Linked DNA regions of Homo sapiens: region 2 is linked to region 1. A link is an interaction called in ENCODE POLR2A ChIA-PET data of the cell type or tissue named here. Cell type or tissue: PC-3. All regions are shown on one strand. Links, peaks and the distances in the headings refer to the core of each region. The heading gives the core; the rest is flanking DNA.

Region 1 (16,223 bases), core at 6,844-11,843:
ACTAACAAATGTTGGGGGGATGTAGAGAAATTGGAATCTTCATATACTGATGGCATAAATGTAAGATGCAGTCATTTTAGAATTCAGTCTAGCAGCAATTTGACTCAAAGGTATGTATCCAAATGAAGTGAAATATATGTCAACACAAGACTTATATGTGAATATTTATGGCAGCATTGTTCATCATCAACTGACAAATGAACAAACTAAATGTGCTATATCCATGCAATAAAACACTATGGAGCAATAAAAGCGAACAGAATACTGATACATGCCACAAAACGAATGAATCTCAAAACCATTATGCTAAACGAAAGAAGCCAGACACACAACACCACATATTGTATTATTTCATTTGTATGGAATGTCTAGAAAAAGCAAATCAATTGTAACAGTAACTTGTTTTGGTTATCTAGAGTTGGGGGTAGGAATAGAGAGTGACGGCAAATGGACATAAGGGATTTTAAGGGTGACAGAAATCTTCTAATATTGGATTGTGGTAATGGTTATATAACTATATGATTTTATTTTAAAAAAATCACTGAAGAACATGCTTAAAATAATTTTATGTAATGCAAATTGTACCTCAAATAAAGCTGCTAAAAATATTGTCAACCCCCTAGCAAGATTAGTTAAGAGAAAAATTCTAAAATAACAATTCAGAAATGAAAAATGGTATAATGGCAGAGCCTACAGATATTAAAAAGATAATATGGTAACACTATAAATAATTCTATGCGAATAAATTCAAAAATTTAGGTAAACAAATTCCTTGAAAAATTAACTTAACAAAACTGACACAAGAAGAAATAGAAAATTTCAGTCACCCTATATTTATTAAATTAAAGTTATAATAATTTTTAAAACCTTCTACAAAGAAAACTGACAGGCCCAAAGGGTTTCATTGGTGAATTCTATCAAAAACTTAAGAAAAAAAACCCAAAATTACACAAACTCTTTCAGAGCACAGAGGAGGAAGGAACACTTTCCAATTCATCTTGAGGCCAGTAGATAACCCTTATCCCTAAATCTTACAAAAATATTACAAGAAAAGAAAATTACCACAATTTTTTATCATGAACATAGACTAAAAAATCCTTAACAAAATATTATCAAATTGACTGGGCACAGTGGCTCATGCCTGTAATCCCAGCACTTTGGGAGGCCAAGGCGGGTGGATCACCTGAGGTCAACAGAAGCCTGGCCAACATGGCGAAACCCCATCTCTACTAAAAATACTATAATTAGCCAGGCGTGGTGGCAGGCACTTGTAATCTCAGCTAACTGGGAGGCTGAGGCAGGAGAATCGCTTGAACCCGGGAGGCAGAGGTTGCAGTGAGCCGAGTTCACACCACTGCACTCCAGCCTGGGAGACAAAAGTGAAACTCTATCTCAAAAAATAATAACAATTATCAAATTGTATCCAGAAATATACAAAAAGGATAACACATGATGACCAAGTGATGCTCATCTGAGTACTGCAAGGTGAGTTTAACATTTGAAAATCAACAAATTGCTTTTACCATATTATTAATAACAGAACAAAGGAGAAAACCCATATAATCAATAGAGGCTGAAAAGCATCAGAAAAAGTCAATACCCATTCATGATAAACTAGGAATATAAGGGAACTTCCTCAAGTTGATAAAAGGCATGTAAGAACTTCTACATCAAAGATAATACATATGATAAAATAATAAAAACTTTCCTTCTAATACTAAGAATGAGGCAAAGATGTCTGTTCTCACCTCTTCTGTTCATCATTGTACTGGAACCTCTGGCCAGGGCAATAAGACAAGAACAAGAAAAAAATACATAAAATTGGGAAGAAGTAACTTTTTATTTCTAGACAATGTAATAGCTTACATAAAACCTCCTGATGAATTTAAAAACCAAATACTAGAAGTAGTAAGTGACTTTAGCAAGGTTGCTAGATACAAAGTTAATATACAAAAATCAATATTGCTATGTACTAGAAGCAAAGAACTGGAAAATGATTTTTTTAATTCAATTTATAATAGCATCAGAAACAAAGTAATAATAAAAGTAACTAAAGTTGTACAAGACCTCCACTAAAAAAACACAAAACACCTGAATACATGGAAAGATGTAATACATTTATGGATTGAAAAACTTAAGATATCAACATTCCACAAATTCATAGAGTCAATAAAATCCCAATCAAAACCCCACAGGCTTTTTTAATTGACAGGGTGGTTCTCAATTTATATGGAAACCCAAAGGACCTCAGTTTATATGGAAACCCAAAGAACAGGTGAAAGATGCTTCAAAAGAAATACAAATTTGGAGGACTCATACTCCTTAATTTAAATCCTTACTATAAAGCTACAGTAGTCAAGACAGTGTGGTAATTGCATAAAGGTAGAAAAATAGGTCAATGGAACAGAGCAGATAACACAATAATAGACCCACACATTCATGGCCAACTGATTTTTGATAAAGTTTCCAAAATAATTGAATGGGGGAGTGTAGTTGAAAATAATAAATGGGGCTGAAACAACTAGATATACACACAGACTCTCAATTCTTTTTCTTTTTCTTCTTTTATTTTATTTTATTTATTTATTTTTGAGACAGAGTCTTGCTCTGTCGCCCATGCTGGAGTGCAGTGGTGCAATCTCGGCTCACTGCAACTCCACCTCCCAGGTTCAAGCAATTCTTCTGCCTCAGCCTTCTGCATAACTGAGATTACAGGCATGCACCACCATACCCAGCTAATTTTTGTATTTTTAGTAGAGACAGGGTTTCACCATGTTGGTCAGGCTGGTCTCGAACTCCTGACCTCGTGATCCACCTGCCTCAGCCTCCCAAAGTGCTGGGATTACAGGTGTGAGCCACTGTGCCCAGCCAGAATCCCAATTCTTAACTCTCCTACACGAGAATTAATTCAACATGGATCAAAGACCTAAACATAAAAGCCAAAACTCAAGGTAATAAAAAGAAATAGAGAATATCTCACAACCCCAAGGAAGGCAAAGGTTTCTTAGGATACAGAAAGCATTAACAAAAAAAAAAAATGATAAATAGGTATTTATCAAAATAAAACCTTCTGCTTATCAAAAGGCACCATTTAAGAAGTGAAAGGGCAACTCAAAAACTGGAAGAAAAATTTGAAATAAATAAATATAGACATAGGATGTAGATATATAGATATCTGACAAAGGACTTAGGACCAGAAATCAATTTTTTAAATGGTCAAAATACTTGAACAGTCTGTTTACAAAAGTTGATATACAAATGGCAGTAAACTCATGAAAATACATTCAGCATCATTAGTGATCAGGAAGACACAGAGTAAAACTACAGTGAGATACCATTTCATACCTAATAGAATAAATATAGTCAAAAGACTGACGACACTAACTGTTGGAGAGGATGTAGAGTAGGTAGAACTCTCAAACATTCCTGGTGGAAGTATAAATGGCACAATCACAGTGAAAAACTGTTGGCCAGTTTTCATAAATTTAAACCTACATCTACCCACCCCCTCCAGGATCTGGCAGTTATACTCCTAGCTATTTATCCAAGAGAAATAAAAATCTAGATCTACACAGATTTTCACATGAATGCTCATAGCTTTATCCATAATGACCAAAAGCTATAAATAGTCCAAATTTCCATCAACAAGAAAATGAATTCTATATTCATAAAATGGGATAGTTTTATGATACATAATAAAGCATATACTTAATATGTATATATTTATTAAACATCACATAGCATCATTTATAAACATCATTGAATAACACACATAAGATCTGTGCATTTCACTCTATGTAAATTTTACCTGTATTTAAAAAGAAAAGCTAGTTGGGCAAAGTATCAGTCAGGAATAGCTTGATTATGTGGTGGTAACAAATAGCCCCCAAACCATAGTGCCTTAAGTAGGAGTCAGCCTGCTGGTCAACTGCAGCCTGCTGCCTGTTTGTGTAAACAAAAGTTGATTGGAACATAGCCATGCCCATGTGTGCACATATTTCCTATGGCCGTTTTCCCACTATGGGGACAGAGTTGAGGAGTTGTGACAGAGACTGCATGGTCCATAAACTAAAAGCCTAAAATATTTTCTATCTGGCCCTTTATAGAAAAAGTGTGCTGACCCCTGGCTTAAAAACCATAACGGTTTATTTCTCACTCCTGCTCCATGTTAATCAAGAGTCAGCTGGGAGTTCTGCTCCATGTCATCTGTACTGCAGGACCCAGCTGATGGAGCCAACTCTATCTGGAACGATGCTAGTCACTGTGACAGAGGGAAAAGAGCAAGCTCTGAAAGATCTTTCAGCAACAACTCAGTGATATGATTACAAAGTAACATATCACTTTTCTTACAACTCCTGGACCTGAACTATTCATGTGACCCCATTCACACAAGGGGACCAGAAAATACAATCCTACCATTTGTTTATACATGTGCCTGAAAGTGGAGAACTGGGATATTTGCCAAACAGCACTAATGACTACCACAATTAAACTGAGAATCAATCAGTCCAGGTGTTCATTTCCAACAAACATGCATAACCCTGCTGAAATATTGTCCTACTGGGTAGAAGTCTGAATCATAAAAATTCCAAAAGTTGCCCCTAACCCTTCCCTTCGGCTCCCCTCTCACTTGTTAGAGCAACCCAGTACACTGCTTTCCTAATGGATCTAGACTGGAAATCTGACTAACCATCACCTTCACAGTGAATATCCTTCAACAGGGCCCTCCTGTCCTCAAGAAAAACTCAAGCCTCTGTGACCAGACTCTGCCAGCTACTGCAGCCTCCTCTCTCTCTCTGCCACCAGCTCAATTGTGTCAGGCTCTAAGAAGATGGAGTATAGCTTATAAAGAGCCAGGCACATCATACTGTTTCTGTATGCTATCCCTTTGCTCCTGTGGTTTTCCCTGTGTGGAATACTCTCTCCTATTATTCTCACCCTTTAAGACTCAGGACAGTCATTCTCTTGTACACAGAGCCTTCCGTGACCACGAGCTTGCTATTGCACCAGACCCAAACTATCAAAATACCCCAACCACTGCTATCATACCAGAACCAAAGTACCAAGTCACAGGACTTCACCCTGTCAGGTTAAATGACTGCCAACTTACATAGCACTCACCAGGTGCCAGGCAGTTTTTTAAGCACTTTTCATATATCAACTCATTTAGTCCTCATAACAACCTACAAGCAGATATTATTACTATTTTTTCTTTTGTGGATAAGGACACAGAGGCATATGAACATTAATTAATTTGTACAAGTTCCCATAAGTGATAAGCTTCAGAGCAGGGCTATGACCCCAGGCTGGCTGGTGGGCTCTGAGGCATACTCTTAAATCACCCTGCTGTTCGCCACTGCAGGCATACAGGTCTGTTTCCCTTTGGGAATGTAAGGTGTTCAATGGTTAAAAAAATACACCAGCCAGGCACGGTGGCTCACACCTGTAATCCCAGCACTTTGGGAGGCCAAGATGGGTGGATCATGAGGTCAGCAGATCGAGACCAGCCTGGACATCATGGTGAAACCCCATCTCTACTAAAAATACAAAAATTAGCCAGGCATGGTGGGACGCACCTGTAATCCCAGCTACTCAGGAGGCTGAGGCAGGGGAATCACTTGAACCCGGGAGGCGGAGGTTGCAGTTAGCCAAGATTGCACCACTGCACTCCAGCCTGGGTGACAGAGTGAGACTCCATCTCAAACAAACAAACAAACAAACAAACACCAGTACCTCATTTATTTCTGTAACCCCAAGGCCTGGAACATAGTCATTTAGGCAATAGCAGCTGCTCAGCTGGGGTTAGTTCAGATAAAATAAGTAAGATCCTGGGGCCGGGCAAGGTGGCTCACGCCCGCAGCACTTTGAGAGGCCGAGGCGGGGGATCACGAGGTCAGGAGATGGAGACCATCCTGACTAACACAGTGAAACCCCATCTCTACTAAAAATACAAAAAATTAGCCGGGCGTGGTGGCGGGCACCTGCAGTCCCAGCTACTCAAGAGGCTGAGGCAGGAGAATGGCGTGAACCTGGGAGGCAGAGCTTGCAGTGAGCCGAGATAGCACCACTGCACTCCAGCCTGGGCAACAGAGTGAGACTCCATCTCAAAAAAAAAAAAAAAAAAAAAGATCCTGGAATCCCAAAATCAACTTGTCACTAAACAAAGTCCTCTTGACCAGTGACATTTAGCAAGCGGTCAGATCATTACCATATATACCTTTTTCCTGAATCCCAGCCCTTTCTCCAGGGCTGATGACAAACCTGGTAATGGAGAGGCCGGAAGGGCCTGAATTATTAGAAAGATCCTTAGAAAATAAGCTACTGTAAGTTGGGACAAGCATAACCAATCATTCTGAAATGTTTAGAAAATCCTGAATATCTGGGAGTGTGAGAATTTGACTTTTCTGTGGAGAAAACAGCACAAAGCTTTCCTAAAAGTTTTTCTCCCTCACATAATTATGCTTTAAATTGTTAATAGGTATAATTATGGAAGATGGCATTGTGCTTGTAATTTTTCCTATTCCCCTTGGTATTTATTGATGATAAATGGCTTTATTAAAAAATAATGATAATTTCCTTGTTTGGTTGTATATCAATACAGTTTCAGCTTTTGTTTATTACTGCTTATGGAATTTTATGGATTGCCAACATTTAGTTCTTTTATTGGTTTCTATTCTCTTGATGGTATAACAAGGGGGTGGAATTAACAATAATTTTATCCCTTCATTTCCTGACCCTCCCAACCCCATCCCAACTCTTTTAAGAAAGCACTCTAGTGCACTATTCATATGCGGCTACAGGACGGTATGATTTTTACTACTACATAATTAGAACAATTAGCTGTATACCCAAAAACTCTCCTCTAAGGGCCAGTGCCTCACCAAACTGTGGAAAGTGGGATGCTCTGTCCCCACACTGCACTGCACAGAATTAGCCCCCATAGCTCGGAATGAAGCCCCTTCTGCTGAGACCAGAGTTTTAAACCTGTTACATTAACTGCAAGAGGATCAAATAGGCAAATAGTTGATCTCAGTGTTCCCCAGAAGAAAACCCTATTTGGTTTAAGAAATATTTGCAAGAACCATTACAACGAAAGCCACCTTCCCCACAGAGGATATTGCAGTTCTTAGATAGCTTGTCTCAAAGTAACTCCTCTTGGACCTGGTTTGAGTTTTCTCAGGAGACTCACAGCCCTTGAAATGCTAAAAAGACTACATATCTCTTTGTTTATCAACAGCCCTCCACTGGGGAATAGACTGGTTCACGTTCTCCACAAAATGTATGCCAAATCAGATCAATCACCCAAATATAAGTTGTGCATGATTCTTTGAAAACTGCTTTTGGTTTTCATAAGAAAGTGAAGGCCGAGCTTGGTACCAAGAAGAGGAGCAGCATAAGCTCTTGTGATACTTTACGTTTATGTCATACAGTTAGGAAGGAGAGGAATACAAGGAAAAGAACATCACATTTGGACTCAGATCCCATCTGTCCCACCTGGGGTCATGTTCTTAGCTTCTTGGAATCCCACCTCTCTTTCCACAAAAATAATTTTAGCAACATCTGCAATTCAGGCTTGTTGCAAGGACTCAATGGGTTAAATGTCTAGCATATAATTGTTGTTTACTTTATATCATCTAATTTTCCTTTCTTCTAGATCAGTAGTTCTCAACTGGGAGTGAATCTGCCCTCCACCCAGAGACATTTAGCAAGGTCTGGAGACATTTTTTGTGATCATAACTTGAGGAAGGCCATGCAACTGGCATCTAGTGGGTAGCCAAGGATGTGGCTCAATACCCTACAATGCACAGGACGGCCCCCACAACACAGAATTATCCAGCCAAAAATGTCAATAGGGCCAAGATTAAGAAATCTTGTTCTAGACTAGTGTTAAAATAATTCTTTCATTGTGATTGTTTCTTCTCCATAGCTTCTGTCTCTTTAAGTGAGCAAAGATATACTGAAAATCTACCTGCTCAAAGTTCTGTGCTAGGCATATCCTTAACCATCTCGTATATTTGGTTGCCTGCTGCCATTTTCCCAAAGCAATTCACGTCTTCAATTATTGTCCATCCCTATGAATATCAAGCCTCAGCTTCTCTTTTCTTCTCTATGCTGCTTTCAGAGGTCCTGAAATCAGACATGCTATGTGTCAGAGCAAAGACTCGTATTAATCAACATCCAAATATAGCAACAGCAGTTTGAAATTCAAAGAATGGGCCTTGGGGACATCAATATTTGCATGTTCATGATAAATAACTACACATCTGTGCAATGTTCAATATAGTTGGGAGAGAAAAAGAACATTTATGTTGATTTCTGTCAAGTTCCACAACTAAAGGATCTGATATGCTAAAGAAACATAACTGAATTGTCATAAAGATGATTTTAAATATATTTATAATATACACTTATGAATTAGAGACATTCCTGGTTTACTCTGGGATTTTTCTAACCATCAATTAGCTTACACACCTACCCCTAGGGGCAGTGAAATGAATAATTTTCCAGTTTGAACATTAAACATCCATTGCTTTCCTATCTGAATCTGGTCATCTCTACAACTCATATCGACCCTACATGTAATGTTCAAGGCCCAGTTTCATGTTTTCATTCTTCTCACTGTATGTTGCACACATGTGTATCTTTCCATGAGCAGAAGCCCCTGCTAACTATTTACTGTGGGTTTACAACCTGCCAGGCTCTGCTGTAAGTGCTATGTAGTCACAATCTCATTTCATCGTCACAAAACCCTGCAGGGTCAGATGGTATCCCCCACTCCCATTTTACATGGAAAAAAACATTGACACTTACAGAGGTTAAGTAAGCTGGCCAAAGTCACACAGCTAGAAGTGTCTGAATGAGTGTTCACACCCTGTATGTGTGATTCCAAAATCCATGCTCATCACCACTACACTACATTAGGAGGAAACAGACCAGACATCTGGTGAGTGTTCTTTATAAAGAGTTAAGCAGAGGGCACATACCCTTTGACCTAGCAAATCTACCTCAAAGAAGCTATTGTCCACAAATGCTGGTTCATGTGCAGAAACACAAATGTAAAACTATGTTGACTGTTGCATAACTTGAAAAGGAGACAAGAGTTAACAACCTAAACAGGGGAAGCAGATCCAGTCTGTGGAATACAAAGTGGGGAGAATGTAGCAAAGAGTGTTTTCTTATTCATTATCACTTTCCCTTCTTCTTTAGTAAAAGGACTGTGATTTTATTCTGTGTGGCAATGCACCAAGTTAAAAATTACATTTCCTCGCCTGTCCTACAGCCAGGAACAGCTGTGTCTCGTAAATGGTTAACAAACAGCTCTCTCTTACACCATTTTCTCTTGTGTAAAAACTATGGCCAATTTCAAGCTACCAAACTCAAGACAATCGGCTTGCAAAAACTCTGGCAAATGTAACAATTGGCATTCATAACCTAGGGTGAGCTGGCTTTAGCACATGACTGGCTAGTGCTGAGCAATGTAAACAAATAAGTCCCTGCATAAAAATGGGACGGACAACTAGCTAGCATGTGCTTTTTCTTTTCCTCTCCCCTTCTTCTTCCTTCCTGCTTAAAACTTGGATGATATGACTGGAACTCCAGCCTTATATCATGAAGTGTCTTAGAAAATGAAAGCCACAGCTAAAGATGTTGATACAGAAAGACAGGAGAAGCCTTGTCTCTGTTGACCTCAGGAAGCTAACACAAGAGGCTGAATCTGTTCCTTTTTGTAAAAGAAACTAAAACTCCCATTTTAAGCCACTGTTATTTTGATTTTCTTGTTTCTGAGACAGAGTCTCGCTCTGTTGCCAGGCTGCAGTGCGGTGGCACAATCTCAGCTCACTGCAACCTCCGCCTCCTGGGTTCAAGTAATTCTCCTGCCTCAGCCTCCCAAGTAGCTAGGATTACATGCACCCACCACCACGTCCAGCTAATTTTTGTTTTTGTTTTTGTTTTTGAGACGGAGTCTCACTCTGTCGCCCAGGCTGGAGTGCAGTGGCGTGATCTCAGCTCACTGCAAGCTCCTCCTCCTGGGTTCACGCCATTCTCCTGCCTCAGCCTCCCAAGTAGCTGGGACTACAGGTGCCCACCACCATGCCCAGCTAATTTTTTGTATTTTTAGTAGAAACGGAGTTTCACCGTGTTAGCCAGGATGGTCTCAATCTTTTGACCTCATGATCCGCCCTCTTCAGCCTCCCAAAATGCTGGGATTACAGGCGCAAGCCACCTCGCCCACCCCTTATTTTGGTTTTCTATTACACACTACTTAAAACAGAGACCTTCAGACTTTGCTACAACATCTCTATTACTTGTATCTGTTATAATAAAAATGTTTTATTCCAGCATTGTTTACAAAATTTAAAAGGCAAAGATGTTTAAGGGGTAAGGGGTTGGGCCCTTGATTTTGGCAACAGTATCATGAGGGCGGGGGGTCTGGAGGAGACAGAGAAATGACACGCCTGGCACACAAATCCTCACTGTGGGTATGTCCTGACAATGAAAGGGACAGACTGGAATCCAACCAAGTTCACCAACTGCCAAAAAGATTTCTGGTCAAATAAGATTCAGGCGCCTCCTGAGATAAGCCTTCAGTGAAACATCCCGTTTCACTGATGAAACGTGATCAGGTAATGGGGAAAGCACAGGCTATGCCGCCAGGCTGACGTCTCCAACCCAGGAAACACCCAGGAATCCTGACAATGTGGAGGGAAAGCAGCAGGACTTCAGCCCCCTGCCCAGGCAGCAGGGGCTCCCCGATTAAGGTGTCCCAATTAAGGGGACCCCAGAGACGGTATCAAAGAAGTACAAAACAGAATATCGAACCACCACCAAGCATGCGGAAGAGCCAGAAAAGATAGAGACACTCAAGTCTATAGACCCCAATGTACTATCAGAGACAGCTGCAAACAGCAACCTGGTGGTTAAGTCCTTGGCGACAGCACAGACAAATCTAGTGGGGGCTTCATTCACATTCCCCAAGGTGGTCATAAGCACTACACTGAGAGTGACACACTGTAAAATCAATTGTGTGATACCTCTGCCTTTTCTTACACAAAATTACTGCCAAGTCCATTTAGGATTCATCCTTGTGGACCAGGTCAAGTCACTAGGCTTTTAGTACAACTTGTGTGCCCAAAAGTAGTGTGTGTGCTATGGAAGAGATATTAAGCATAGGTCCCTATTCTTAAAGATGCTGTAACCTAAAAGGAAAATGAATTACACATAGAAAAAAATATCTAGAGAACCATCATCTATGTTCAAGCATTGGATGCATATTCAAACCTTGATGTTTATGAATTCAGAGAAGAAAAACAAAATTCTTCCTGGAAAGAAGAAAAACTGCACAGAGAATATGGTCAGGAAGACACGGGTCTTCAGAAAGGCCCTGAAGAATAGATACCATTTGAATCAGAAAAAAATCAGAAAGAATATATTCCATATAGGAAAACAGCACACAATTGGTACTAAACCAACATATTTCCAATGAACAATAAAAACAGTAAAGAGAAGAAAACTAGAGAGGGGTAAGGATAATACTGGACAGTCATGAGTATTAAGCTTGAAAATGAAAAGTGGAAATTGCTCATTTTTCCTTAGAAAAATGCATCAATAAATATTAGCTAGATACCATTTAGGTGCCTGGATACTTGTTCTGGAGCCCCAAATACCCAACTGTTGGCTCCTGGACAATGGGGAGCACCTAAAGGCTGAGGAATGGACTCCACCTACTCATCAGAATTGATGGAAACCCACACTTTTCATACCGCCCCAAATGGGAAGTTGTTATGAGGAGAAGCGACCCAGATTTTTCTAGGCCTCATCTGCTCATAACTGAACAATGTAATAACCAACTTAGGAGTAATGAGCCTGCCCCTTGGGCTAAGATATCTCTTTTCCAGCATATCGCATGCAGTGAAATTGAGTCCACTTTGTGTCCCCCTCACAATGTCTAGTGGGCCTTGAACACAGCATGTGCCCGATAAATATTTGTTTGTGAATTCTACTCATTATGTGAAAAGGCCCAAGCAGGGCCCAAGCTAGGGTTGGTCAGTTGTCCAAGGTGCCAGAGAATCATAACTTAAGGCTAAGTCCATGATATGTGTTCTCCGGGAGGTGGTGGCAGATTTTTCACAATGTTTGATAAAATCGAAGGCAGGGGTACTGGTATTTAACACAGAAAGCAGCACTGGCTTTAAGTTAATGTTTCATATCCAGTAAAGAGGCTAAATATCTATCGTTTTGATAGATTGCTATAAATGAAACATTAGTGGGGCTCTTAAATACCTTGTTTCAGATCTTCATTACCCGAAATTAATCTTGAGCAGAATATCACACCCAATGTGGACTCCATTAAGTAGTCAGTTAGATAACACAGGCCACGCTTTATCTAATAAGGATGGAATCAGGAACGAATCTAACAGCACAATTTTACCACTCCTGCAGCCCAAGAGCATTGCAAGCCAGAGAGGCAGAGAATGTTTTCCAGAAATTCTCAAATATAGCCATCATGCCCCTGCAGGAGGACAGCTTCACAGTCGCTTCTCAAAAGCAGCCTGGTGACCATGCTCAGTGTTCGGTGTGGTCTTACATCTCCACCCTGGGCTCACCTGGGAACTGGGAGAGCTTTGCTCCTCCACACCCGTTCAAGGACTTCCACAGAACCATTAGTTTTGGTGAAGGTTTATCTGGAATTGTCTTCTGCCAACTTCTCTCATTATGCAGAAGCAGACCAAAAGTTCAAAATAGCATAAATTCAGAAGACAGGAAAGGAGAGGAGCACAAAGCTCACATACAACCAATCAGCTGAGCTAAAAGCAAGTTGAGGAAAACAAATGCACATCTCTAAGAATGAAGAGAAGGCAAATCTCCAATAATCTCCAGGAATCCACGCAGCTGCATGCCACATGCATGTTACAGAGGCTCCTGCGCGTCCATGCCACACGCCCACAAGCAGCGATTGACGTGGACTTTACCATTACAGAAGGCGCATGGAGAATCTGGCTAGAGAAGACTGTGTTCCTTTAACCTTCACATTCAACACAGCAAGTAAAGGCTATTTACCCGAAGACCCTACAAAACCTATTTGCTTCAATATGGATGTTTTTGGAATCAGCCTAGCTCAAAATTCCTCCAGTAGGCAAGTTTCTCCAAAATGAAACAAGTATTTCACTCCAGTATACCATTATCATGCATTTCTATATCTAAATATGTTTCTTCCTTTGAGACTGTTGACCCACTTGAATTTCAGCATTATCTACCTTTGTTTCTTTTTTTTTTTTTTTCTGAGATGGAGTCTCGCTCTGTCGCCAGGCTGTAGTGCAGTGGCGCAATCTCTGCTCACTCACTGCAAGCTCCGCCTCCCGGGTTCACGCCATTCTCCTGCCTCAGCCTTCCAAGTAGCTGGGACTACAGGCACCCACCACCAAGCCCGGCTAATTTTTTGTATTTTTAGTAGAGACAGGGTTTCACCGTGTTAGCCAGGATGATCTCAATCTCCTGACCTCGTGATCCTCCCGCCTCAGCCTCCCAAAGTGCTGCAATTACAGGCGTGAGCCACCGCACCCGGCCAGCATTATCTACCTTTCTTAACCAACTAACCATTCATAGTAATCATGGTTAACATGTACATACCAGGTACTCTTTTACATGTTTTGTTTTGTATATACTAATTCAATCATCCTAACAACACTGTAAGATAACCCTATTACTATCCCCATTTTATAGGTGAGGAAACAAGCTCAGGGAGGCAATTAGCTCTCTTACCTGCAGTCACATAGCCATTAAGCGGAAGATCTGGGATCTGAATTGAGCCATCTGGCTCCACCAGTCCTACTTTTAATCCCAACACTATATTGCATTGGTTTCACTTGTTCAGAGTTTAATCATATGAACCCAGACACATAATCTAGAGTGTAATGGTAAGAAAAACCAAGTGTCCCTGGCCATATTTCTCTCCCATTCCTTCCACCTCATTCCCTATTTTCAGTATTCGGCAATTAGGTATTGCTTCTGCCTTGCTGAAATATGTTTTTGACATAAAAATGGCCATAAGATATTCCAGTAAATACAGAATGACCCAAACCAGGCAATGTATTATTTATTTTGACCATGAGGGCATATCCTTAATCTTGACATCTTGGCTGGTTTGGGGCATTTCGCTTGATTGAAAGAAAGGGAGGAGATGAACATTTATTGAGCACTTGCTCACCATGTCCCAGGTAATGTGCCTGGCGCTTTCACCTAGATTGCTCTGTTTAATACCAAAAGCAAATCCACCCAAGGTAACTAATGAAATCCCATTTTTAGAGACAAAGAAACAGACTCAAAAAGGTTAATACTTACATCATGGTCAAGGAGACTCACTTTGGAGGGATGGCACGTGGATTCAAGCCTAAGCCTCATCTAAAGCTGAGTCTATTTCTACAACAGCATGCTAGGTAGTAGATACCCTATCCTATAAAACCAGAAACCATTCTCAGACTTTTTTTTTTTTTTTTTTTGCCTCTGAGCAGTAAGTCTTTACAGATTTACTGGTTGTTAAATGCTACTGACTCTAGCTAATTCCCAAATTAACTAGATTCCTTTTGGAGCTTGTAAAATGTGCTACACACTCAACTTCCGAATTTAGCATGCAAGATGATGACCACAGCAGTAAGAATGGTGCAACTTTCTTGTTAGAACAATGCATGCCTAAAAGCCTCCTTTTAATTTCTACCTTCTTTTATGAGGACTATGTGATCGAGGACACACCTAGGATACTGCATATTAATTTCAACACAGCTAATACCCAAAATGTCCCACCAATTTACTCTTCACTGACAATGTTAAAAGAAAATGATTTATGCAGATCAATCATCTCGCTCATCAAGTCCTACCCTGACAGCCAGCCTTCATCATTGCTATTTAAAAGGCACTGCTGACAGAAAAGACCGACTCTTTGATTAAGGGTCCTGTCTGGCTAACCTTTTATTTGAAGAATGATTGCCGCTGAGTGACAAATACTTTTCCATTCATTTCAAGGCAAAGATATTGACATTCAAATTCTTGATGGCTACACTGAGCAGATGCCACTGTTGGCAAGAGGCATGAGAGCAACAGCAGGTACTCCACGGCTTTGGGGGCAAGGGAAAAAGAATAAAACTAAAACACATGCACGCCGGCGCTGGCTAAAGGTTCTCAACAAGTGAAAGTTGCGGGTCTTTCAGCCAGATCCTCTTTCTTCAACAGTCAGCAAAGGGCATCTGCTTGCAGTTTCGCCCCGGTCTCCATCTCACAAGTGCCTGGCTTTATGTTGACTCTACTTGGAACTGCACCGGCAGCGAGGACTAGAAGTCAAAAGAAGCTCAGAACATGCCATTCCCAACCCAAGGGAAAAACATCTCTCTGTCCGGAATTGCAGCACCCTGGCCGACCTCAGGCTGAAAGTACCGGCCTCCTTTCCGCTTCACAGGATGTTAAGTGACTCAATATAAAGTGGAAGAAGCCGGTGAAAAATCACCCATAAAAAACAAAACAGAAATATTCCATCCCATCTGCTAAAGAGGAAGAAGAAAAAATAATAATAAAAGGAAGAGGTAAGATTGACAAATAGAGTTAGCAAAAAAGACAAACTGAACTTATTTTAAAAAGGTGGTTTTTCTAATTCATTTCAGGTGAATTTAGACCTTGGTCAGCATCACACACACACACCCCCACACACAAACACTGCATTCATATCCTCACAGCAGGATTATTTTGCTTGTTTTTATTTCTTAAATGCAAAATATTACCTTAAAGGAAAGTGAGAAAATTATGGATTAAGGAAGGCTATTTGTGACAAAGGCCATCACAAAGCCTCAAGATTAATCATTTCCAGGAACAAAATGAAAATACCTCAGCAGGTCATCAACAATTCCTTTTAAATCTTGCCGAGATGCAATGTTGGTTCTCACATGCTTCACAAAGGAAAGGGTATCCGAAAAGCTGTAGCTGTGATCCTCGAACACATTCCCCACAGAGGGAGAGGCAGGAGATAGCCAAGACACAGCCAGAACCTTCTCCCCATCACCCCAGGGCCAAACAGGTGACCAGGGCTTCAGAGAGAGAGAAAACCTGGGTGTGAATCCAATCTCTACTACTCATCAGCTGGGGGATTTGAAACAAGTTACCACCTCAATTCTCTGTGATCTCATCTGCAAAATGGGAGTGGTGAGATTGACCTCGCAGAATTAGTTATGAATATTAAA
Region 2 (16,223 bases), core at 4,610-9,609, 550 kb before region 1:
GAGGCAGGAGAATGGCGTGAACCCGGGAGGCGGAGCTTGCAGCGAGCCGAGATCGCGCCACTGCACTCCAGCCTGGGCGACAGAGCGAGACTCCGTCTCAAAAAAAAAAAAAAAAAAAAAAAAGGTTTTGTGTTCCTGTGTAAAAGGTTTTTTTTAAATAAAATCAAGAGTATTTCTAATAAAGTCAAATTTGTCCATTTTTGCTTTTTATATCTGGGTTTCTGAATTATGAGTTATCTTATGCTTTTTTTTCAGTACTTGTATGATTTCTTTTTTTTTTTCACTTAAAATTTTAATCCATTTGCAACGTATCCTGCTGTAAGGTGTAAGGTATGTATCTAAATTTTTTTCCAAATACCTATTATATGTCCCCCAAACTTATACTGAATGGCCCATCTTTTCCCTACCTATTTAAGATACTACTTTACCATATACAAATTTCTACATGTAACTGAGTCTAGTTCTAGACTACCTATTCTATTCCATTATTCTGGGGAGTCCTGTGCCAGTACCACATTGTTTTAATTATTAACATTCCATAATATATTTGATATCCAATAGGGCTGATTTTCCCTCATTATAATTCTTTTTAAAAATAATCCCAGCTATTATCTTTGCATATTTTCCACATGACCTTTAGATTCAGTTTTTCTAGTTTAAAACGGAAGAAAAAAAGCTTTGTTACATGATTTCATAATGAATTTATAAATTTACAAAGAGGTAAATGACATATTTATGATCTTGAGTTTTCCTTAAAAATAATACGAATGTCTGTTCTTAATGTCAAGAATTCTTGTGCACACCCTTCTAGAAGGTTTTTGTGGGTTTTTTTTCTTGGAGATATTGTATATTTTTGTTAATGTTTGATTATAATATTCCCAATTTATTATCTTTTATGTTGCTTTTGTAAATGAAGTTTTTCATTCAAAATACTAACAGGCTTTCATTTCAATATAAAAAGTCTAAAGATTTTGCATATTCACTGTATATTTTACTTTCTCACTGAATTATTTTTTTAGATTTTTAGTTGTTTCCCTTAAATTCCAAGTGCAAAAATCACCTGGCCAGGTGCAGTGGCTCACATCTATAATCCCAGCACTTTGGGAGGCTGAGGAGGGTGGATTGCCTGAGGTCAGGAGTTCAAGACCAGCTTGGCCAACATGGTGAAACCTCATCTCTACTAAAAATACCAAAAAAAATTAGCCAGGCGTGGTGGCACGGGTCTGTAATCCCAGCTACTCAGGAGACTGAGGCAGGGGAATTTCTTGAACCTGGGAGGCTGAGGTTGAGGTGAGCCAAGATCATACCACTGCACTCCAGCCCAGGCAACAGAGCAAGATTCCATCTCACAAAAAAAAAAAAAAAAAAAATCACCTGTAAACATGAAACTTTTATAATAGGCTTTCCACTTTGATGCCTGTAATCTCTTCTCATATCTAATTGCTTTGGTTAGTATTTCTAGTAAAACATTAAATAATAGGTAGTAACAGATATCTTGTTTTGTCCTTACTTTCACAGGAACGCCTCTAAGTTTGATGTTGGCTTTTGGACTGAGATGGATGTGTTTTTTCATATTAAGGAAGTACACATCTATTTTTGAATGCTTTTTATCAAGAATGGCTATAAAATTTTTGGCCAAAGCCTTTTTGGCATCCATATAATTATGGGTTTCATCATCAGATCTACTAAAAAAAGTAAATAAATGAGTATCCTAATATTGAAATTTCATTGAATACTTGGAATAAATGTTACTTGGACATGATGTTTTACTCTGCTTTTATGCTGCTAGATTCTGTTTGTAATTCTTTCAATTAGCATTTTTGCACCTATAGTTAACATTGGAGTGAGTATGCAGTTATTTTCTCTGTAATCCTTATCAGTGTTTCTATAAAGCCCTTATCAGTGTTTCTGTAAAGGCCTTATGTACTTCACAAAAGAAATTTGGAAGTACTTCTTCACTCTGTAAATATACTTCTGTAAGAGTAAAGTAGTACTTCCATACCCTGCAACAGTTTAAATAGCATTGGGATCAGCTCCATGTTATGCAAAAGCCAGCTTGTACTGACTCACAACAGCCTATCTGCACATCTCTTCTCATCTTCACTTTAAGTGATGTCACACAGGTAGCTTGAAATAAATTATGACAGAAATATTTATGCTTAGAAATCAGCAAACAGTACAGATCAGGGTTTTTTTTACTCCCTGCTCCAGCCCCCAGACCCGGTTGTTAAACATTTAGCAGAATACTATAAGTATCTACTCTTCTAATGTTTGGTAAAATTTCCTTGTAAAACCACCTGGACTTGGTGTTTTTGTGGGAGAAGTGATAGGTCTTTATGAACTTTATTTTGCCTGTGGAAATCAAACTGTTTCAATCTTCTATCTCTTCTGGGGTCAGCTTTGGGAAATTATATTTTCCTACAAAATTATCCACTTGATGTAGATTTTCAGATATTTGCACAGAATTAAACACAGTTTCTTCTTAGGATTATTTTAGTTTTCTCTTGTTTCTATGGCTTTTTATTTTTTTATTTTGTATATTTGCATTTTCTTTATTTTTCCTTGATTGGGATAGTTAATAATTTAGTTTTTCAAAAAAATTAACTTTTGGTCTATTATACTTTTTGTATTCTATCTTATTAATATTTATTTTTAACTTTAAAACTTCCTCCCTTCCACTTTCCTTTGATTTATGAGGCTGATATTGTTTTTGAGTCAGATGCTTAATATATCTTTTACAATTTTTGCTTATTTTTTCAAGTTAATATATGTACTTCAAGCTATCTATTTTCCTCTAATAATTATCTTAAATCTATCTATACATTCTCATAGGTAATGGTTTCATTAATATACTTCTCTAGCTATTCTACAGTTTAGGCTTATATGTTATCTTTTTTTTGTTTGTTTTTAATCCCCCAGGAATTCTTAACCATATATGTTATCTCTGACTTGAAATGTAAGAGTACTAGAAAATTTCTGGGTAGAGGGCTTTTTTGCAATCTAATTTTGTTATTTCTGGTTTTATTATATTATGATCTCAGTGTTATTGTACTACCTCTATCTACTGAAATTTATTGAAATTTTGTTTGTGATCCAGTCAGTATATTACCGGGGAATACTGTATTTGCCAAAATCAGTCAGAGCAATACTTCTGGTCCCACATGCTCTTCCAGAATTTTGCCACTCCCCATGAACAGGCAGAGTCTATTTGCCCTTCCCTTGAACATGAGCAGCAGGACTTTTGTAACTACCGTAATGAACAGAATATGGCCAAAGTAATGCTGTATGACTTCTGAGGTCATAAAAGATTCTATTATTTCTGCCTGGGTCTTCCTGTCTCTTGGGACTCTCACCCTTAGAACTCTGCTACTAGGCTATGAAAAGCCCAAATGAGCCAACAAAAGGAAACCACATGGAGAGGCCCACATGCAGGGAAAGGGGGGCCCTTAGCCAACAGCCAGCATCAACAACCAAACATGAACATATGAATCTTCTGATAATTCTAGCTCCCAGGCTTCAAGTCTTTTATTGAGGCCCCAGGCATTACAGAGATAAGCCATTCCTACTATCCTTTCTTGAAATACCTGACCCACAGAATCTGAATATAATAAGTCATTCTTTCATAGAATTAAATTTGAGGGTAATTTGTTACACAGCCGTACTAACTGGAATAACAATGAGTGTTTATGTTGACTTGAAAAGAAGCATATCCTATATTGTTAGGGTACAGAGTTTGATATGTTTTAATCAAATCTACCTTAATAATTTTGCTATTTTTGTCTTTCATATCCTTATTTTTTCCCCACTTAATCTGTCAGTAAATGAGACAGGTGAAGGAGAATCCCCTAAGACTAGTATATTTTTCAATTTCTCCTTTCATAGCCTATGATTTTTCCATCATGAATATTGGCACTTTATTTTGCTATATAGCTATTCGTAATAGTTATTTCTAATATGAATTTCAACCTTCAGTACCAGGCATCTTTCTTTGCCTCATTTACTGTTCTGCTTGAATTCTACCTTGTAAAACACTATAACGACTACAACACCTGCTTTCTTTTTATTCACATTTGTCCATCCTTTTATTTTAACTTTCCTGAGTCAGTTTGTTTCTGTTTCTCTTCCACAACACAGAGCATTAGGTTTTGCCTTATAATTCACTCTGAAAATCTTTAAAATACATGAATTAAGCATATTTATATATTTTACTACAGATATAATGGATCTTAGTTCTGTTATGTTATTAGGGCAAAACTGAGTAATTGTCACAGATGTCTTCTGGCCTACAATCCCTAAAATACTTATTATCTGCTCCTTAACAGAAAAAGTTTGCCTACTCCTGGTCTAAGTCATAATATTGACTGCAAATAATGCTGAATTTACCCCAATCTTTATTGCGCTCTGTGTTGTTGTTGTATATCTCATTGCTTTGGCTAGCACATCCAAGGGAATGTAGAATAGTCCTTCTCTGCTTGTTCTGAGACTTTGATGGAAATTTTTTAAATCCCTCTTTCATATGCAGGTTGCTATAGGTTTCTGGTAGATACACTTTATCAAGTTAGGGAAGTTCCTATCTATTCTGTGTTTACTGAGAGATTTTAGCAGAAATGGTTGTTAAATTTCATAGGTTTCTCCCTCTCTCTCTCTTTTTTTTTTTTTTTTTTTTTTGATACAGGTTCTCACTCTGTCACCTAGTCTGGAGTGCAGTGACACGATCTTGGCTCACTGCAACCTCCGCCTCCTGGGCTCCAGAGAGCCTCATGCCTCAGCCTCCCAAGTAGCTGGGACTACAGGCATGCATCACCATGCCCAGCTATTTTTTGTATTTTTAGTAGAGACAAGGTTTTGCCATATTGGCCAGGCCGATCTCAAACTCCTGAGCTCAAACAATCCACCCTGCTTGGCCTCCGAAAGTGTTGGGGTTACAGGCGTGAGCCACCATGCCTGGCCTCCCTCTCTTTTTATAACTAGTAACATCATCCTTATATATAATCCCATTTTCTTTTTTAATATGCCAATATGACACATTTACTGATAAATTCTAAAAGTAAACTAACCTTTCAATATTGAGATAAACCCTACTTGGTCAGGAAGTACTATTTTTTAAATGCATTACTAAGTCTTATTGTTAATTTCTCATGGAGGATTCCTTTATTCATATTTGAAAAAGAGACTGACCTAGAGTTTCATTTTCATGTTTTCTCACATTGCTTAGGGTCAGTTATGGATTCCTAGTAAGAGAAAAAGAGTAATTTTCCATATTTTTTATTTTCTGGAATAAATTATAAAAGATGAGATGCTACTTCTCTTTGAGGGCTATATGGTTATTTTTAAAGTTTCTTTTATCATCTTATTTTTTTCTCTGTTTAGACTTATATTTCTTCTTGAGACAGCACTGGTAACTATAATTGCCTTAAAATTACTTGTTTTACTTAGATTTTCAGATTTATCAATATGAAGCTCAATAGCTTTGTGGGGTTTTTTTTGTCTCATTATTCCTAATGTTAAATGTCAATCTCTATTTTTTCTTACTTTGATCTGCTAGGCTCACCTTTTTCTTAAATATCTGTTGGTATTGTTGATAAAGTATATTGTACATTGTTTTTATTTTATTAAGTCCTTCCATGTGTCATTAGGTTTGCTTGGTTTTTTAATTAGGATATATGAAAACATAGTTCATATATTTTTATCTTCTATTCCTTGTTTTACAGTTTATGTTTCTAAGGAGGAAAAATCCTTTAATTAGACTTTTGGTATATCCCACAGTTTTTAATATACTACAGTGTTATCACTTCCATTTACTCTTAAAGTATACTGTATACTATTTCCTCATAAACCCAAAACTTCATTTATTTCTAATTCTGTAGTCTATAGTTCTTTTTCTTACCTCTTTTACTTTTTTTTTTTTTTTTGGAAGGAGGGGGAAGGAAGTCTTCCTTTTTTAATATAATTTCTAATTTGACTTAGTTATGGTCAGTTAATTTGAAAGAAGCATGTTACACTTTTCTTTATGAGCCAGTTTGTGGATATGAGCCAATTTGTGACTGTTTCATACAGGTTTTTAAAGAATATCACCTTATTTTCCATGTAACAAAAGGAAGGTATTGTAAAAAGTCCATTCATTTAGCTGTCATTTTCATAGGAGATGTGCTAAAGTCTTCATGATGGTGACTTTGTTAGTTTTTTCTGGTATTTCTAGAAGTTTCTGCTTTATGAATTTCAAAGCCATGTCATTGGGTACATTAAGATTCATGATTGTTTTAGATTCCCATTATATCTTCATAGTTATACAAAATAACCCTCTTTGTCATTTCAGTAATCATCTTGAGTCTTATTTTGTCTAATATTAACATTGCTCTTCCTGGATTTTGTGTTAGCAGGTATCCAGTATTTCTGTCCTTTAATTCCAGTATTTTCAAGTTTTCTATGTCATTTTATTACATGCACCTCTTGAAAAAGTATTTTATTTTACATTTTTTTTTAACCAAATCTGGTAGTGCTCTGTCTTTTAGTCTAGTTCATTCTCATTTATTATGACTTAATACATTTGTACCAACTCTTGCCATCTTATTTTTCTGATCCAATCACTCATACTTACTGCCCTGGCTTAGAGATAGCTCTGTTACTTGATGCCTAAACTAAGGATGGAGAGAAGTATACAGACAATGTGACCCATGTGGCTGTACCCACTGAGGAAGCCCAAATTATTGCCTGCTATGAGGCCCCCAGTAGCTTTCTCTGTGCTTAGAGAACTCCTGAAGCTAGTTCTACATCCATTTATTTATTATTTATTTATTTATTTATTTATTTATTTATTTATGAGACTGTGTCTCACTATGCTGCCCCGGCTGGAATACAATGGCTATTCACAGGCTCAATCACTCAACACTACAGTCTCAAACTCCTGGATTCAAGCAGTCCTCCTACGTCAGGTATATCTGAGCTTGTAGGTATATGCCACCCTGCTGGGTCTTGGTTCTGCATTTTGAAACTCTGTTGCATTTGTTTTGGGCTGTGATCTTGCAGGAAATCTATAGTTTCTGATCAAAAGCAGTACCCTTTCTTTCTTTTCCAGTTAGTTATTCATTTGGGAATTGTTTTTTTTTTTTTCTATAAGGAGAAGGGTAACAGCATTTCTATTATTTCTTCTGCCTTGAAATAGCTTCCTGTCTTAGTCACAGTAAACAGTGTTAAAATAATCTATCAGGAAGCCATTAGGCTGAGATGGTTCCAGCACTTTGGATTCCTACATAAGCAAACCAAAACCCAAGTCAATGTAAGCAGTAAAATGAAACTTAAGCTTAACCAACAAGAAACCACTAACTAACTTCTAACTGGGACTTTCCACTTTAACCAATCAAATAATTTCTTTGTCTTGGCTTCCACAAACACCTTATAAAAAATATTCCCTCACACCCTCTTGGTGGAGCCCTGAACCACGTGCAATCTAGTGCTGCCTGATTCATGAATCACCATCTGCTCAAATAAATTCTTTAAAATTTTAATGCTCCTGGGTTTAACATTTAACAATGGGCTACAAGTTCTAGCCCCTGGTATTGTTCTGGCTTCATCTACCACTCTCCCCCTAGATTACTAACTCCAGCCACACTGACCTCTTGGTTGTGCTTCATGTATGCCAGGAGCACGCTCCCACCTCAGGGCCTTGCACTTGCTCCTTCCTCAGCCTGGACCACTTTTCTCTCAGACATTCTCAGGGTTCCATGCCTCACCTCCCCAGGTCTTTACTCCACCATCATCTTCTCAGTGGTGACTTCTCTGGCTGTCAGATCTTAAATTGCCAACACATACTCTCTCATGCCCTTGATCTGCTGTCGTTTTCATCTTAGTACCGATATACCATGTGGTGGTTTTATTTTTATCTTAGTTATAGATCCTCTCTCTGACTAGAACATAAGCTCTTTGAAGGCAGAAATGTTTGCCCACTTTATGCACAGCTCTATCTCTAATGTTTTGAACAGGGCTTGACACATAGAACATGCTCTATAGATATCTCTTGAATGAATTAATAAACTTCCAGGGATTTGGAAGAAGAAATGGAGGCTATGGAATATGTTAAGTCTGCTATCCTAGTTCCCCTTGTACTTTAGAATCATGCAGACATGCCAACATTCACTGCCCTATCTAACCTGTCTCTGGAGGAGTTTCATTTTCTGATTTGAACATTATATGAAATAAAAGTTCCAGAGAGTTTCCAAGGAGGCAGATTAAAAAAAGGGGGGTGGGGAGAAATTAGACATAACAAGGAAAGCTATCTCTTGAGAAAAGAAATTTGTGTAGGAGGATGGTTGTATGGGTTTCCTTAATCAAAAACAAAAAAGGGACTGCATCTTATCCTCTTTGACTCTCCTTGATTTAGGATAAACTGATGAGGTATAGCAAGATAAATAAAGGAATAAAGAGCTAATCCACAAGGGAGAAGACTGTTTTATTGCTCTCACACAGATGTCTGTCCTAACAACACAGGATATTTTTTTTTCCTTTGGGGGAGGGTGGGAATAGAGTTGGGGAAGCAGCAATTTAAATTGGGACCTCTGGGCAGTCTGTGTTTGGGAATTAGCACTGCATTATTTCCCTGGCTCCCCACCCCCTCTTGTCATTTAGTTGAGAAACATTTGCCCTGGAACAGCACACAGAGTTTGCATTAGCATCCCTGAGGACAGAACTTTGACCCCACAGACTAAGGAAGCTACAAATGGAAAATTCCAAGTTGCTGTACTCTTTTATTTTCATGCTAATGCTTCTGCAGAGAGTATTTAAGGAAACAGATGCACAAGAATAATAAAGAGCTGAGGACTAAGAACTCCTCTGGCAACTGAAGTTATGCTCCGTCCAGCATGATCCTGTATCTCCCTGTGCTTGCACAAGTCCAGGAGGGTCAAGGTGAAACCCTGATTTCATTTTATGAAAAAGCTGAACCAGCACTGACATAGAGAACCCAGGATTACATCCAGTCAGGATTTGAAAATTGTTTAAGTTTCATTTCACTTCCTTCAGGCTACCTCAAAGAGAGATGAGCATGTCCTTCAGTAAAAGGCCTTGGGGAATGGTGATTTCTCTATCTCCCTTGCCAATCCACACCCTAGTTCAAAACAATACTCATCCTTCTGTAAACCAAAAATAAAATTCTAAGCCTCCCTCAACTATCTTAATAGACTCCCTCCTGTTGGCCAGGGCACTCCAAAGTTAACCTGAAAAACTGATTCAGGCTATGATGGAAAGTCGGGGGTGGGTTGGACATGCCTCATTATGCCCTCCTCCCTGTTGGAATTCAGGAAAAGCCAACCAGCATTTAACATCAACATAGACCTTAAGTCTGATAAGAAATATTTACAATCTATTCTCTCTGAAGCCTGCTACCTGTAGGCTTCATCTGCATGATAATGCCTTGGTTTCTACAACCTCTTATATCACCCAGCTGTTCCTTTCTATTGACAACTCTTTCAACCAATTGCCAATCAGAAAAATTTTAAATCTACCTATAACCTGGAAGCTCCCCCCACTTAAAGTTATCTGCCTTTCTGGACCAAACCAATGTATATCTTACATGTATTTGATTGATGTCTCATGTCTTCCTAAAATGTATAAAACCATGCCATACCCAGACCACCTTGGGCACATGTCATTAGGACCTCCTGAGGCTGTGTCACAGGCGCATCCTTAAGTCTTTGCAAAATAAACTTTCTAAATTTATTGTGAGACATGTCTCAGATACCTATGGGTTCATACTTCCTTTGGATCTAACCTAAACAGTGCTTACTATATTTGCAGCACCTGGCTACTTCCCTTGTATTCTGTGCAACAAGAAAAACTTCTCACTTTGTCCTAAGAATAATCTCATCCTCGGTATAAATCCTCATGTGGGAGACATATGAGAGCACTACACTCTGCAAAGCCAGATCATCTTAATGTTTTATCCTAATTTGCAAACAAAACTTAAATTTTACTTCACCCTAGCTATGTCTTGCAAAGGAGAAGCTAACTGGAAATGTAGAATAATCATATCTAATTCTTGCTTTAAATGATCCACCCCCTACTTTCACCTAGATTATGACCAGAAACTAGACAAGAATCCACAACTTGATCTCTTCCTAAATCCTTTCACACTTGGAACTCACGCAGGGAAAGTTCTTTCAACTCAGTTCTCACCTTCATCCAAGGCCACCTCCCAATCTTTCTATCATCACAGATCCCTCCCTTCTCTGCACTCTTCCATCTAGCTTGGCCTCTGCTTTCTCTGCATAGGACCTTGTCTCCAATTAGACTGTAGGATTCCTGAAGGCAGAGCCCACAGCTTCTTTTTCATCTCCTACATGCCCTGGTGCAGGGTTCCACATGTTACGGCTCTCATGAAAACCATGGTTGAGTGACTGATTGAAGAAACAGCAACAGGCCCCTGCAGTGACCTGAAGCATATGGAATTCTGAGCAAGGGAAATGAAAAGCCCAAAAAGCCCAATACCACACCCTTTATAAAGTACACACATCACAACAAATCCAAGGTTATTGGAAAAGTAACAGCCCTCTCCCCAGACCAGCCCCAACCAAAAAATTTCATTAGAATGGATAAAGAAACTGCTGTAAATATTAATGGCTGGAGGAGGAAGCTGGAGGACGGCAGGCCGAGCTGAGCAGGTGTTCACTTCCCTCAATTTCAGTCCGTTTGCAGCCAACAACGTCATCATTTGGCCTTCTTGAGCTCACCGACAGGCCATTTTTCATGATTTTACCATTTCTGGCCAAATGCAAACTTTTTAATTAAATGTGCCACATGATTCCAGATGTTTGTTTATTTGTTCCAAAAAAGGTTGTAAAATCACTACATGAGGAAAAACCTGGGGCAGGGGTAAAGTTTTCTACAAGAGACAGGGAAATAAAAAGAGTCAGAAGAACTGGGACTAGGAAGTTAATACTGGGCCGAGCTCACGGCTGAACAATTTAGACCAAAAGCATTGGCTTCAAATCACTCTCCTTCCAGGAGCCCAAGATTCAGAAATAAAACACCCTGGACATTTATTAGTTCTTAAGAGAATGAAGCTCATCTTTAAGCCAAAGGCTAGAATGAGAACAAATGTTTGTGGCTGCTCTGCCTGCTTTTTGTACGTTTGTTCCTGCTGCCACAGCTCCACTACATTAACTCCACCGGTCTTCCATTTAACAGGCCAGATTAGAGTTCATGCATGAATGGTGGGAGAGAATCCTGTGATGAGGATGAACCGACAGAGGGGCAACAGGCAGAGACCACAGCCTCCCACACACCATGCTGGCTTCCTTATAGCTTTCTGGTCCTCTGTTTCTCTCTACCCTGAAATATAATCAGTATTCGGTCTATTGTGTTTGCAACAGAATGTTTCTCATATTCCTTCCTTTATTTTTTGTACTCCCAGTCAGCCAGCCAGCCACTCCAGGCCTTGATCATCGAATGCTGGATTATTGTAACATTATCCTGGGCCCTGTGTTTTAGTTTCAAAAGCCAACATCAGAAATATTCTGAATAACATGCGGAGGAAAAACACTGACTGTCCAGTTTCTCTGATGCCTGAGCCCTCGTGACCAAACCATCAGCAACCTCATACAACAACTCCATAGTGGCCATAAGGTTCCCTGTGCATGGCCCCCACTCCTGCTCTCCTGGCAGTATCTATCCAGGCCCCAGCTGTCTTCCCCATCTGTTACCAAGTTGTTTTCTAAATTACCTTTGCTAGAAACCTGCTCTTTGGAGGCATCACAGTCTATGGGCACAGAACCTGGTTATCTGGAAATCTAAGGCTTCTAAGACTGAAACAATTTCCTTCCAATCCCATCCCACCATGGCCTCCTTGAATCCAGGCTCTCTCCTTTCCAATTACCCCTGGATACTGCTTGCAGATTAATAATCCTACAGCATGGTTTTAAATAAAATATAAACCCTTCTGTCTGTCCAAGGCCTGCCATAATGTGGACCTATCCTACATAAGGAACCTTATTTCTGACCTTTTCAAAACAGGGTCCCTTTCTCTCATCAGTTCTACCTGTTCTTGTCCTTGTGCTTTATCTTTACCCATTTATCTTTCTGGAATGCCCTTCTTTTGCTCTCCACTTAACATGTTCTTCAAAGCTCAGTGCCAACATCCTCCAAAGAGTCATGCCTGAGTAGTCTCACCTACATTGCACGCTATCTTTTCTAAACGTTGAGAGCATTTGCAGCTTTTACCAACTAATAGAGCTCTTATTTATGTAATATATAATATATTGTTTGGTTGGTATTACTTCATTTTTGGGATCTCCTCAATCAAACCATAAATTCCTAGAAGATAGAGATAATATTCTCTATTTCTGAATTCTCCACAAATCCTAACAATACACTCAGTACACAATAGGTACTAAATGAAGACATGTTGGGGAGATTCTTGAATGACTGTGCTCATAGCAATCTTTGTCTTACTGACCATATCATACTTTTTTCTTTATAAAAAGGGGCAAGAAACAGCCCAGGACTCTAAAACATAAGCACATTTAGAACCTTCCACCCTGTACATTCTAGGCTTCCATTTTGTTAAGATAAAGGGAGCATGTTTTTACTATCATTTTTTATTGGGACTGTCTGTTGGGGGAAGAGTTGTCATTCTGACCTCTCATTTTACAGAAGTAGGGTTTGCTACTATTTGAGGGGCAGGGGAAAACTGAAATCCATTTTTTCCTCCTTGCTTTGCTCTGGGAGAGAAAAACCAGATTCGTAGCCCTTCTCTGTCTACAAGTATACCACAATTCTGCCCAAAGAATAGAAATAAAGCAATCTCAGAGACTGCAAATGAAAAATCATCCTTGGAGGAAAAGGAGAGGAAATGGACCCCTATGGATTTCAAATGTTTAAAGGAGGTTGCTTAAAGTTCCTGGCTAAACTCCATGCCAGTCTTGGTAATAGTCTAACAGATTCATCCATCTTCAATTCCACTTGGCTTGCTCTTCCATCACTGCCACCCTCGCAGACAGCGAGTGCACACATGCACATCTATCTATATATATGCGGAAGTTTTAATCTACACTACCCTCCATTCCAATCCACCCAGCCCGGCTCTGTACAGAGTGAAGCTATTGACCCTGCAAAGTAGCAAGGAGATGAATTTGATGACCCAGACCGGAGTTTTTAAACCATTTCAGCAAGGTCTAGAATCAAAGGAAAGTACAATTTATTCAGCACTTAGTAAAGTCCTTTTACTTTGGAACAGAGTGCACACACTGAAAATAGACTCCTACTGCCACGCAGATAAAATAAACCTGTCAACCACTACTGTCAAATCACTAGTCACCTCGATTAAATAAAGGAAACTTTAGCATCTCTCAGCATCTGAGAATTCCACCAAGATTATAAGCCCATAAAAGCATTATGAAGGAAAGAAAACTAAAGTAATGGGTTCTGTTGAAAATGTCATCAGAGGAAATCATTTTACATAATTAGCAAATGCTAATAATAGTTCTGCACGAGGAACCAACACACTCTTCCCCCACACAGTCAAGGCACAGTGGTGGCAAGAAGTCTAAAAGATACAAGCCAAGGCCATACTCTTATTTGACAGGACCCCTGGACAAAAACATATTCTTGTCTCTAAGGAGGTTTTTTTCTTTTTTCTTTTCTCTCTCTTTCCTTTTGCCACTTTTCAATACATTATCCACAGGAGAAATTTGGATCTGTTGTGCTTCTATGAACTTTCAATGAGTCATTGACAATTTTTTGAGAAATTATTTGATGCTTAGCTCTCTTGAAAGACTAATAAAAATATTCTGGAAGGCAGAAGGCAATATATAAGCAGGCTGTCTCACTCATAGGGCCTGACCTTAGGTGAGACCTATGTGGCAAAGGCTCCAGAACCATCAGGTTGTTCATCCCATCTTTTTGTTAGTTTGCTTGTTTTGTTTGAGACGGACTCTCACTTGGTCGCCCAGGCTGGAGTGCAGTGGCACGATCTCCACTCACTGCAACCTTCGCCTCCTGGGTTCAAGCAATTCTCCTGTCTCTGCCTCCCAAGTAGCTAGGATTACAGGTGCCTGCCACTGCACCCAACTAATTTTTGTATTGTTAGTAGAGATGGGGTTTCATCATGTTGGCCAGGCTGGTCTCGAACTCCTGACCTCAAGTGATCCACCTGCATCAGCCTCCCAAAGTGCTGGGATTACAGGCGTGAGCCACGGCACCTGGCCTCATGTTTATAAATGGTCAGTGATAACCAAGAGGCAGTAGGCAAAAGATTCCTTGATGCTAAGCTATTAAGCTGGCCTAAATAAATGCATCTATTTTCCTGAGTCTTTGCTATTGTTTTCTGTAGATTTTGTTTATAATGATCAGACCTACTTAGCTTTCACATTCCCTGTGGCTGACATGAAAAGATAGTAGAAATCTAAAAATGAAAAACTAAAAGTTGGCTAAAAGAGACATACTGCCTCTGACAGGGCTCAAAACACAATACCCGAAATTGTGGCACCTTGACGTGCTGAGTGCTTTGAAACAAAAGACACTGGAAGGGCCTCAGAAGCAAGGTCTCTCTGGCCTTCTCTTACCTGCTCCCTCATCCCTCTGTCTCTGCCCTGCAGTGAGTTATAGAAACCAGAATTCCTCTTCCCTAAGTGGGGTCATCGAAACTAGAATCCTATCCCTTAAAGCCAGCCATAAAACCTAGAAAATTCACACTCTCTCTTCTCCTTTGAAGACTCTCATTTCAGAGGGTTCTGTCCTATAACCAGGGGAAGGAATGCTACATAGAGAGGCCAAGAAGAATCTGAACAGACAGGCCTTGCTAGGTTTCCCCTCAATCTATTCCCATTAGATCATACCCTTTGTCTAACCATGTTTCTACACAGCTGTCCATTCTTCATCAACATAAGCATAAAACTAGTTTTCCCTTTCATTTCTAAAGGCCCCCCCATCTCAGAAAACTTTGATTAAGTAAATTTCTTATCCTCTTCTCTTGTTAACCTGTCTTTTGTTATGGGCTGTGACCCTTATAATAGATGAGGAAAAGTATCGCATCATTCTGCCCCTGCACCTCCGAATCCTATAAGCCCAAAACAAATTGTGAGCAATAGTTTAGTCATCAAGTAACTTCCTTTTGAGCCCTCCTGAAAGCATTATGCTTGTTGGCATGAAGTTTTTCTGGCCAACATCTCCCCATCCCAAACATTTTTGTCTACATTGCTACCTCTTCACATACAGACATTTAAATTTCCTTTTATTCACTTTCACTTTGGCGATTTAATGAGTTGAAGCAAAACACTCTGTATTTATGTCTTCTGTGGAAACGTATTTTATGATATCTCAGGCTAAAAATGTTTTAAATAATTTAAAAAAACACAGTTTTTCTTTCGGTCTTTTTCTTCTTTTTTGGATGGCATACATTGAGCTGCTTCATGGAGATATACAGAAAAATCAATTGCTAAGCATAAAATGCAACTCACATTTAGGAAACTGCAAATGATAACTAATTATAATAAGTTGCTATATAAATTACTTTGTGACAGTCCCAGCAATCAATTTCAAACACAAATAGACCAAGCCCCTGGTTGGAGAGGAAGATGAGTACCTAACAACTGTGTCAATAAAAATAATGGCAAGATTGCCAACAATAGTCAAAGTAGAAAGGTTATCATCTCTAAGCAAGTTTCACAGCAAATTTCCTCTTCATTTTTTTTCTTTTTGCTTTCTTTCTTTTACACATTTCAAGTTCAATGTTTAATATGGCAAGCTAACTATGGCATATCTTCAAGACTATAGTATAAGCATCAGGAAATAAATAATTCAGGGACATTCACTAGGCTTGCAATTATCTTGCAAAATGTGCGTGCAGACAAGTTGAAATGAGATCCTCCACATGATAGCTATTGGCAAGGCAGGGTTATGGTAGATGTGCTGGATTATCTGTTTTACCATTACCACCATCTGCTTTCTTCTAAGGTTTTCTCTGTAGCTTCGAGGGAGAACTGAAAACTACATCGGAGAATCGCCTTCAGTGAATCAGCCTAGGTTAGAGTTGGGCCAAAGAGAGATGCTGGAGTATGATTTGGAAATCTAGAGAGATGGAGGAGCAGGGCAACGCATGGATAACAGCAATGACTGAAACAGTCTCCAGGTGAACGTGAGAATCCCCTCACTGGTGCTTCAGATAGAGAAAGTCAGTGGGAGACACCCAGATGTTCCTGTGATCCACAGAAACTTTCCAGCAAGCTCCTGAGAAT

The links. ChIA-PET counts read pairs that join two places held together with the same protein. Peaks named below come from ENCODE experiments on the same cell type or tissue, not always from the same donor. Only the 100,000 strongest peaks of a DNase experiment are listed, where the experiment ranks them.
Region 2: POLR2A ChIA-PET joins it to region 1 with 7 read pairs; 1 of 35 experiments calls an interaction of 5 or more read pairs at or near these places.

What each region holds. Positions count from the first base shown.
Region 1 is chr10:75,781,761-75,797,983 of GRCh38, reverse strand. All of the region lies in intron 2 of LRMDA (leucine rich melanocyte differentiation associated), which reads right to left. Among named protein-coding and RNA genes, the nearest start is that of MIR606, 240 kb to the right of the region's middle. In PC-3, for the core only: a CTCF peak has its summit at 8,491; a DNase peak (open chromatin) is centred at 9,463; H3K27me3 peaks cover 1,050 bases.
Region 2 is chr10:76,328,961-76,345,183 of GRCh38, reverse strand. All of the region lies in intron 6 of LRMDA (leucine rich melanocyte differentiation associated), which reads right to left. Among named protein-coding and RNA genes, the nearest start is that of KCNMA1-AS1, 550 kb to the left of the region's middle. RefSeq lists a silencer at 8,659-8,953. In PC-3, for the core only: a CTCF peak has its summit at 7,428; a DNase peak (open chromatin) is centred at 7,323; H3K27ac peaks cover 1,096 bases.